2 separate regions of the Homo sapiens genome follow, and region 2 is linked to region 1. The links are chromatin loops, found by intact Hi-C in ENCODE. Cell type or tissue: GM12878. All regions are shown on one strand. Each heading gives the region's core, and the rest is flanking DNA. Links, peaks and the distances in the headings are about the cores only. Region 1 overlaps IDH2-DT (IDH2 divergent transcript). Region 2 has its middle 23 kb from the start of SEMA4B.

The links. A loop is a pair of places that touch in the nucleus more often than their neighbours do. Peaks named below come from ENCODE experiments on the same cell type or tissue, not always from the same donor. Only the 100,000 strongest peaks of a DNase experiment are listed, where the experiment ranks them.
Region 2: it touches region 1 in a loop (7-fold over the local background); 1 of 110 quality-filtered maps calls a loop at or near these places.

The regions. Positions count from the first base shown.
Region 1 is chr15:90,117,712-90,123,087 of GRCh38, forward strand. All of the region lies in intron 2 of IDH2-DT (IDH2 divergent transcript), which reads left to right. Among named protein-coding and RNA genes, the nearest start is that of IDH2, 18 kb to the left of the region's middle. RefSeq lists an enhancer at 3,876-4,375. In GM12878, for the core only: no CTCF peak of the experiment used is centred there; no DNase peak of the experiment used is centred there.
Region 2 is chr15:90,175,790-90,181,165 of GRCh38, forward strand. No RefSeq gene overlaps it. Among named protein-coding and RNA genes, the nearest start is that of SEMA4B, 23 kb to the right of the region's middle. RefSeq lists an enhancer at 2,274-3,179. In GM12878, for the core only: no CTCF peak of the experiment used is centred there; a DNase peak (open chromatin) is centred at 2,922; H3K4me3 peaks cover 1,226 bases; H3K27ac peaks cover 850 bases.

The sequences.
Region 1 (5,376 bases), core at 265-5,264:
CAGGTGATCTGCCCACCTTGGCCTCCCAAAGTGCTGGGATTACAGGTGTGAGCCACCGCATCCAGCCCTAGGTATTCTTTTTGTTGTTGTTGTTGATTTGTTTTGTTTTTTAGCAGAGACAAGGTCTTGCTATGTTGTCCAGGCTGGTCTTGAACTCCTGGACTCAAGCAATCCTCCCACTTCAGCCTCCCAAAGTGTTAGGATTACAGGTGTGAGCCACTACACCCAATCTTTTCCGATTTTTTTTTTTTTTTTTTTTTTTTGGCAGGGGGAGATGCATTAGAGTGCAGTGATACGATCACAGCTCATTGCAGCCTTGACCTCCTGGGCTCAAGCAATCCTTCCACCTCAGCCTCCCAAGTAGCGCCACTGAAATCTATGTTCTTGTAAGTTTTTATAAGCTATTTGTTTCTAAGAGAGGTGTTAAGACTGCCCAGTGTGATTGTGGATGTGTTCATTCCTCTTGGTAATTCCATCCATTTGTGCTATATATATTATGAAGTTTTCTTAAGTGTTATGCTCATACCTGTTATATTTTTCTAGTAAATTACTCCTTTTATCATTAAATAATGATTCTCTTTATACCTAAACTTGCGTTTTGCCTTAAGATTTATTTTGAACTATTGTATATTGCTACACCAGCTTTACTTTGGTCCGTATTTGCCTGATACAACTTTTTTCATGCCTTTTACTTTTAATTTTTTATGTTACATATTTTATGTGTATCCACACATAGCTGAGTTTTGGTTTTGTAACATACTTTGAAAGTCTGTCTTTTTTTTTTTTTTTTTGAGATGGAGTCTTGCTCTCTTGCCCAGGCTGGAGTGCAGTGGCACAAGCTCGGCTCACTGCAATCTCCGCCTCCAAGGTTCAAGTGATTCTCCTGCCTCAGCCTCCCCAGTAGCTGGGATTACAGGTACGAACCACCAGGCCCAGCTAATTTTTGTAGTTTTAGTAGAGATGGGGTTTCACCATGTTGGCCAGGCTAGCCTCAAACTCCTGACTTCGTGATCTGCCTACCTCGGCCTCCCAAAGTGCTGGGATTATAGCCGTGAACCACTGTGCCCAGCTGAAAGTCTTTGTCTTTTATAAACATATTTACACTGTTCACATTTATGGAGATTGCTGAATATTTTTTACATTTCTATCACTTTATTTTGTACTTTCTATTTGCCATGCTTTTCTTTTGCTTATCTATTTATTTATTTATTTTGGAGACAAGGTCTCACTCTGTTGGCCAGGTTGGAGTGCAGTGGTGTGACCGTAGCTCACTGCAACTTCAGGCTTCTAGGTCAAGGGATCCTCCCACCTCAGGCTCCCAAGTAGTTGGGACTATACGCCCATGTTACCACGCCTGGCCTTCTTTTGCTTCTTTTCACATCCTTTTAAGCTTTCTATCGGATCAGCCAAGATTTCTTTATTCTCCTCTACCTCCCTTACTGGTATGGAAATGATATGTTCTATTTCTACCTGTTTAGAAATTAAATTCAGACTTGGGAACCCACATCTATAATCTCAGCACTTTGGGAAGCTGAGGCAGGAGTATCACTTGAAGCCAGGAGTTTGAGACCAGCCTGGGCAGCATAGCAAGACCCTATCTCTACCAAAATTGAAAAACAATTAGCCAGATGTGATGGCACACACCTGTAGCTACTCAGGAGGCTGAGGCAGGGGGATCCCTTGAGCTCAGGTCAAGGTGGCAGTAAGCCATGATCACACCACTACACTCTAGCCTGGGTGGCAGAGCAAGACCCTGTATCAGAAAGAAAAAAAAGAAAAAGAAAGAGAGAGAGAGAAGGAAAGAAGGAAAGAAAAGAAAAGAAAGAAAGAGAAAGAGGGAGGGAGGAAGGGAGGGAGGAAAGGAAAGAAGGAAGGAAGGAAGGGAGGAAGGAGAAAGAAAAGAAAAAGGGAAAGGGAAGGGAAGGAAAAATTAAATTCTTGACTTTACAAAGTTTAAAACTCATTATTTTATTTATCCTTCTTAAAAATATGAGAAACTTAGATTATTTCTCTCCAATTCTCCCATCTTTCATGTTATTAGTCCATAATATTTTAGTTCCAGTGGGAGTTCTAAGCCTCCTCATTTTTCTTTTCAAGTAGATGTATAAACATGTTTGCACCTTTCTTTCTTTTTTCATAGAGACAGGGGTCTTCCTATGTTGCCCAGGCTGGTCTCAAACTCCTGGGTTCAAGGGATCTTCCCACCTCAGCTTCCCAAAAGTGCTGGGATTACAGGTGTGAGCCACCCAGCCATGCCAGTTTCTTTACTCAGCATTGTGTCTTGAATTTCACTCCTGCCTCCTGGGTTCAATTTCCTAATAACTGAAAGGTGTCATTCAACAGGTCTTTTAACAAAAGTCTGTGAGAATTAAGTTTCTCTGTTTCAACTTGTTTTATTTTACTCTCACTGCTAAGGTCTAAATGTCTCACAGAATTCATGTATTAAAATTTAATGGCTGGGCCAGGCGTGGTGGCTCACACCTGTAATCCCAGCACTTTGGGAGGCCAAGGCGGGCAGATTACTTGAGGTCAGGAGTTCAAGACCAGACTGGCCAACATGGCAAAACCCCGTTTCTACTAAAAATACAAAAAAAAATAGCCAGGAGTCATGGTGCATGCCTGTAATCTCAGGTACTCTGGAGGCTGAGGCAGGAGAATCACTTGAACCCGGGAGGCGGAGGTTGCAGTGACCCGAGATCCTGCCACTGCACTCTAGCCTGGTCAACAGAGCAAGACTCCATCTCAAAAAAAAAAAAAAAAAAAAATCAATGGCCAGTGAGATGGTATTAAGAGGTGAGGCCCTAAAGGCTGAGACAGGAGAGTCGCTTGAACCTGGGAGGCGGAGGTTGCAGTGAGCCAAGATCGCGCTGTACTCCAGCCTGGGCGACAGAGCGAGACTCCGTCTCAAAAAAGAAAAGAAAACAACATTACCTGCAACCCAGAAACCATCCTTAAGTTCTCTCTTAGACATTATTTTTCCAAATTCCCCAAAGGTCACTACTACTATCCTAACTTCTACTAAAATGATTGATTTTGCCCATTTTTATTTTTGTGTAAATAAAGTCATACAGTATATACTCTGTTGTGTCTTTTTCTCAACATTACATTATAAACTTCATTCATGTTTTTGCATGTAGCTGTAATTTACTAATTCCGTTGCTATCTAAAGTTGCATTTTATGAACCTGCCATAATTTATTTCTACTATTTGCATTCTACTATTGATGAACATCGGGTGTTTACAGTTTGGGGCTATTACTAACGATGCTTCTATGAACGTTCTTACACTTATCTTCTGTACATATATACAAAATTCTGTGGAATAATACTTATGAGTGAATTACTGGGTCATAGGACGTACACATACATATATAAAGTGTTCAGTTTTAATAGACACTGCCAACTTTTCAAATTGATTGTCTAATTTATATTCTACCAGCAAAGTATGAGAGTTTCAGTTTCTCTACAGCACTGATAACAGCATTGTCATTCTTTTCAGCTTTAGTTATTCTGGTGGGTGTAGTGGGAGCTCAGTGCGATTTTTAAATTGCATTTCCCTGGGGACTAATGAGATTGAGTTCCTTTTCATATGCTTATTAGCTATTTGGATATTCTCTCGTGAAGCACCTGTTTCAAATCTTTTGCCTGTTTTTCCATTGGCTTTTCTGCTTGTTTGTGATTTGTAGGAGTTCGATATACATTTTTTTTCTTTTTTCTTTTTTTTTTTTTTTTGACGGAGTCTCGCTCTGTTACCCAGGCTGGAGTGCAGTGGCGCGATCTCAGCTCACTGCAACCTCTGCCTCTCAGATTCAAGCAATTCTCCTGCCTCAGCCTCCTGAGTAGCTGGGATTACAGATGTGCACCACCACCCCCAGCTAGTTTTTGTATTTTTAATAGAGACGGGTTTTGCCATGTTGGCCAGGCTGGTTTTGAACTCCTGACCTCAGGTAATCTGCTGCCTCGGCCTCCCAAAGTGCTGGGATTACAGGCATAAGCCACCACGCCCAGCCTTGATATACATTTTGATATGAGTCTCCTTATTTATGTATTTATTTATTTATTTTGAGACAGAGTCTTGCTCTGTCACCCAGGCTGGAGTACAGTGGCGTGATCTCAGCTCACTGCAACCTCCATCTCTCAGGTTACTCAAGTAATTCTCCTGCCTCAGCCTCCCAAGTAGTTGGAATTACAGGCACACGCAACCATGCCCAGCTAATTTTTTTTTTTTTTTTTTTTTTTTTTTTTGGTAGAGATGGGGTTTCACCATGTTGGTCAGGCTGGTCTCGAACTCCTAACCTCAAGTGACCCACCTGCCTCAGCCTCCCAAAGTGCTGGGATTACAGGCATGAGCCACCACGCCCAGAGTCTCCTTTTTGGATGTATGTGTTGCAAATGTCCTCTTACTCAATGGCTTGCTTTATTTTTTTAACACATCTTTCGATGCACAAAAACTCTTAATTTTAATGTAGTCCAACTTATTGACCTGAGAAAAGAAAAATAGCTCAGAACAGTCTGAGCTATGTGAAATTGTATACAAAATTGATCAGGCCCAGAGAGACTTGAGTATGGGACTTCAGTCACAGCTCCCCAGGCCCTCCCACATTCAGGCCTGGGGCACCTGTTTAAAGGCCTTTTTTTTTTTTTTTTTTCCTTATCTGTTATCTTCATGTCCTGGAATTCCTGATACAAAAAAAATCAATGGATAGCCAATCAATAGCTTATATTATTTTAATGTAAATTCTTGGTAGACCATTTAGGGACTGCTTCTCCTTTTTTCCTTTAAAAACCCATCTGTAAATATTGCTAATTGGAGCATTTATTCAGGGCAACTTGAATCTGTGCTCCCAGGTTGCAGTCCTCAACTTGGCCCAAATAAACTCTCTATTTGTATAAATGATTTTCCCTCAGTTTTTTCCTCTAGGTCGACATATCTTTTGTTTATTTGTTTGTTTGTTTGTTTTTTGAGATGGAGTCTTGCTCTGTTGCCCAGGCTGGAGTGCAGTGGCATGATCTCAGCTCACTGCAACCTCTGCCTCCCAGGTTCAAGTGATTCTCCTGTCTCAGCCTCCAGAATAGCTGGAATTACAGGCATTTGTCACCACGCCCAGCTAATTTTTATATTTTTAGTAGAGACAGGGTTTCACCATGTTGGCCAGGCTGGTCTCAAACTCCTGACCTCAGGCGATCCACCTGTCTTGGCCTCCCAAAGTGCTGGGATTACAGGTGTGAGCCACCACGCTCTGTCAACATATCTTTTATGTTTATTATTTCTATGTCCTATGTAATAAATCTTTTCCTATCCCAAGATTGTGAAAGTATTCTCCTATAGTATCTTCTAGAAGACTTATGCCTTTTTGAAAACTCCTATAGGCCGGGC
Region 2 (5,376 bases), core at 125-5,124, 58 kb after region 1:
ATTCTCCTGCCTCAGTCTCCCGAGTAGCTAGGACTACAGGCACACGCTGCCACGCCCAGCTAATTTTTTGTATTTTAGTAGAGACGGGGTTTCACCTTGTTGCCCAGGCTGGTCTTGAACTCCTGAGCTCAGGCAATCTGCCTGCCTCGGCCTCCCAAAGTGCTAGGATTACAGACGTGAGCCACCGCACCCGGCCGGAATGCCCATTTTATGGAGGAGTAAACTGGGAGGACGAGCAGAAATATCAAAAAAGCCTTAAGTGCTGTGAAGGAGGCTTTAACGTAGGAAAGTCGGGGTTGCTTTCCCAAGGAGCCTGTTGAGCAGAGACTTAAAACTTTACTGCTTGAAGATAATGCACAGCATCGCCCTCATATTGAACTGTGTTAAAATGAAGAATCTTCAGCCCCCCCCCAGATCTACAGTTTCTAAATGTGCTATTTATTTTTATTTTTTATTTTTATTTTTTTTTTGAGATGGAATCTCACTCTTGTTGCCCAGGCTGGAGTGCAGTGGCGCTATCTCAGCTCATTGCAACCTCTGCCTCCCGGGTTCAAGAGATTCTCCTACCTCAGTTTCCCGAGCAGCTGGGATTACAGGCACTCGCCACCACACCCGGCTAATTTTTGTATTTTTAGTAGAGACGGGGTTTCACTGTGTTGGCCAGGCTGGTCTCAAACTCCAGACCTCAGGTGATCCACCCACCTTGGCCTCCCATCGGCCTCCCAAAGTACTGAGATTACAGGCATTTGCCACTGCGCCAGGCCTAAATGTGCTTTTTAACAAGATCTCCCAGGTGCACAGCAGCATACATATTAGGGTTTGAGAAACAAGGCTAAGGGTGTAACTAAGTTACCAGTCTGGGTGTAGCTTGGAACCAGAGGAGAGCATTCTAGCTAAGAGCCCTGGGATGGGAAGGAGCTTGGAGCAGCATGTGAAAGTCAAGGAATATTTGTGGGTATTTGCAATTTTTCTTTTTTCCGTAAGTGGGAGAGACTTGATCATGTTGAAAAGTCTTTAGGCCATGTGCGGGGGCTCAGCCTGTAATCCCAGCACTTTGGGAGGCCGAGGCAGGGGGATCACTTGAGGTCAGGAGTTCGAGGCCAGCCTGGCCAACATGGTGAAACCCCATCTCTACTAAAAATACAAAAATTAGCCAGGCTTGGTGGCACACACCTGTAGTCCCAGTTACTTGGGAGGCAGGAGAATCACTTGAATCTGGGAGGCGGAGGTTGCAGTGAGCTGAGATCGCGCCACTGCACTCCTGCCTGGGTGACAGAGCGAGACTCCATCTCAGAAAAAAAAAAAAAAGAAAAGTCTTTAGAAGTAAACCAGTTGAGAGGGAGGGAGTGGGAGACAAAGTACAGTGGAAGGGTAGATAGGAGGAGGGGCAGTTTCTGTAGGACTGGCTTCCCAACCCCCAACCTCTGCTGCTGGCTCGAATCACCTACAGAATTTGAAAATTTACATGTGTTTGGCTGGGCGAAGTGGCTGGTGCCCATAATTCCAGCACTTTAGGAGGCAGAGGCAGGCGGATCACTTGAGGTCAGAACTTCGAGACCAGCCTAGCTAACGTGGTGAAACCCCATCTCTATTAAAAATACAAAAATTAGCTGGGCATGTTGGCGGGTGCCTGTAATCTCAGCTATTCTGGAGGCTGAGGCATGAGAATCACTTGAACCCGGGAGGCAGAAGTTGCGGTGAGCCGAGATTGCACCCTTGCATTCCAGCCTGGGCAACAGTGCAAGAATCAATCTCAAAAAAACAAATAAATAAATACTGATGTTGGTTGGGCGCGGTGGCTCATGCCTGTAATTCCAGCACTTTGCGGGGCCAAGGCAGACAGATCACCTGAGGTCAGGAGATCGAGGCCAGCCTGGCCAATGTGGTGAAACCCCGTCTCTACTAAAAATACAAAAATTAGCTGGGCCTGGTGGCACACGCCTGTAGTCCCAGCTACTCAGGAGGCTGAGGCAGGAGAATCGCTTGAACCCAACAGGTAGAGGTTGCGGTGAGCCAAGATTGTGCCATTGCACTCCAGCCTTGGTGACGGAGTGACACTCTGTCAAAAAAAAAAAAACACAACTGAAGCCTGGATTCACCCCCAGAGAATCTGATTGAAATGATATGCAGAATTGGCCAGCTCCTCCAAGCGATTCCAATGCGCAGCCAGGGTGTAGAACAATTACTTTGGTGAGAAGAAGGGTAGGAGGGGCAGGGCGGTGGGGGGCTTGCAGGGAGTAGCTTGGAAGTGGATGAAGCCTGTTAGGTACCAAGGAGGGCCCATTTACCTAGGTTCCCAATTCAGAAAGAGCTTCAGATTTAGACTTTGTATGTTATTGCAAAATGTATTTGCACCTATAGCCATTGTACTTGCGTGTGTTAAAGAGCACTGTTTTGTTGTGTCTAAACACGTAAAATAACTGCATTTCTTGTAAACAGCAATCTATCCATCCATCTATACCAAGACCACCACCCTTTTCATGAAAGTAGACTGGGTCTCTCTCAATGCAGATGGAAAAAAATAAGGAAGACCCCATCTGATGACTTTAATTTTGTTTGTTTGTTTGTTTGAGACAGGGTCTCACTCTGTTGCCCAGACTGGAGTGCAGTGGCACGATCATAGCTCACTGCAGCCTCAACCTCTCAGGCTCGGGTGATCCTTCCACCTCAGCCTCCCAGATAGCTGGGACTACAGATGTGTGCCACCACACTTGACTAGTTTTTAAAATTTTTTGTCGAGATGGGGCAGTGTCGCTATGTTGCCCAGGCAGGTCTTGAACTCCTGGGCTCAAGTGATCTGCCCACCTTGGCCTCCCAAAGTGATGGAATTACACGTGTGAGCCACCACGCCCATCATGACTTCTATTTTGGTTTTTGGTTGTTGTGGTTTTTGCAATCTCAGGCCAGAGATCTTCACTTCTGTTTTGTATGTGAAGTAAAGGACAGAAGGGAAAATGTTTAAGAGAGTTGGTCCAGAGAGCAATGTAGAGAGGTGGCCAGAGAAAGGACAGCCCAGGTGGTGCTGAGGGTCTGAAGCTGATAACCTAGATTTGCAATGGAACCCTCCACCCTAAGTGACTCTCTCCAGCCACTGTTGAGGAAGAGGTACTGAGAAAGTGGGTCACAGAGCTCATCTAGAGCTTTCTTTCTTTCTTTCTTTCTTTTTTTTTGAGATGGAGTCTCACTCTGTCGCCCAGACTGGAGACTGGAGTGCAGAGTGCAGTGGTGCAATCTCAGCTCACTGCAACCTCCACCTCCCGGGTTCAAGCCATTCTCCTGCCTCAGCCTCCCTAGTAGCTGGGACTACAGGTGCGTGCTGCCCTGCCTGGCTAACATCTGGAGCTTTCCCACGTGGTGAAAATGACCACAAGGGATGTTAGAGAATTGAGGCAATAGGTTGTTGGAATGGTGGATCTAAGTGGGTAAGAAGGGAATGGGGAGGGAGAAAGGCTAGTGGATCAGGAGAAGGTGGGACATCAGTGACCTGGAGAGGCTGCTGAGGTCCAAGGAAGGTCTGAGCGAGTGTGTTAAACCAGGAAGTAGGAAGGAAAAGAGAAGGGAGTTAGAGACTGGGATGCCTGAATTTGGGATCTTGCTGATGGAGCTGTGACTGCTGGTAAAATTGGAGTGGCGGTTGAAGTGGGGTCAGGGAAGTCACCAGAGATGTAAGAAAGTAGATGCAGGACTTGTCACCAAGACAGTGACTGGAGCTTTAGGTGAAGAACTGGGAGCCACATGCGAAGTCTCTAGTGACAAGGAAGTGGCCAGAGGTGGGTGGCCAGCCTCAGGGCTTTTTTTTTTTTTCTTCCAGCAGTTTGTTATAGCCTCAGGGTTTTTATCAGAGGAGGGAAGACAATCATTCAAGAGGGGCATGGGGATGCCTCAGGTCCTGGGGAAGGAGAGGAAGATAGGGGAGAGATGCAGGATGGAGCAGAAGCAAGGAAAGACAGGGGTTCTGGAGGATGCCAGTAATGTAGAGAAAAAAGTCAATGAGTCAATGAGTCAATGAGGCAGGCTCACACCTGTAATCCCAGCACTTTGGGAGGCCGAGGTGGGTGGATCACCTGAGGTTGAGAGTTTGAGACCAGCCATGGCCAACATGGTAAAACCTTGTCTCTACTATAAATACAAAATTAGCTGGGCGCAGTGGCACATGCCTGGAATCCCAGCTACTTGGGAGGCTGAGGCAGGAGAATCGCTTGAACCCGGGAGGTGGTAGTTGCAGTGAACCGAGATTGCACTATTGCACTCCAGTCTGGGCAACGAGAGCAAAACTCCCTCTCAAAAAAAAAAAAAAAAATTACAATAAAAAAATCACAATGAGATATTACTATGCACCTATAAGAGCAGCTAAAATAAAAAACAGTGATAACAGGAAATGCTGGCAAGAGTGTGGAGAAAATGGATCTCTCTCCACATTCCTGGTGGAAATGTAAATGGTACAGCCATTCTGCAAAAAATCATGGCAATTTATAAGACTAGATATGCACTTACCATAAGACACAGCAATGGCATTCTTTGGACATATATCTCAGAGAAATGAAAACTTACATTCATATAAAAACCTGTACACAAATGTTTAGAGTTGCTTCATTTGTAATAGCCCAAAACTGGAAACAACCCAAATAGCCTTCAATTCAATGGGTGAATAAACTTGAGCTAGATATGGTGGCTTATGCCTGTAATCCCAGTACTTTGAGAGACTGAGGTGGGAGGATTGCTTGAGCCCAGGAGTTGAAGACCAGCCTAGGCAACATAGGGAGACCCCCATCTGTACAAAAAAATAAAAAGTTAAACTCTAGTACATGCATTCCATGGGATACTACTCAGTAATAAAAAGGAAAGAACTATTGATACACACAGTGACTTGGTTGGATATATCTCAGAGGCATTATGGTTATCGAAAAAAGCCAATCTCTGCACTCCAGGCTGGATGACAGAGAGAGACGTTGTCTTAAAAAAAATAATAAAAAAATAAAAAGAAAAAAGCCAATCTCAAAAGGTTATGCACTATATTTACATAACATTCTTGAAATAACAAAACTATACAGATGGAGAAGAGATTAATGGTTGTGAGAGGACAGTGACAGGAGTGTGACTATAAAGAGGTACCGTGAAGGAGTACCCCACAGGGATGGAACAGTTCTTGATGGTGGTGGTCGGTACACAAATGCATTCATGGGTTCAAGTTACATAAAACTAAACGCACATATATATGTGCAGGCACAAATAAGTGCATGCAAAAACTGAACGATAAGGTCTGCAGTCTATTTACAGCATTGACCAATGTCAATTTCTTGATTTTGCTATTCTACTACAATTATATAAGTTCATCACTGGGGAAAGCTGGTGAAGTGTTCATGGGACACTATGTAC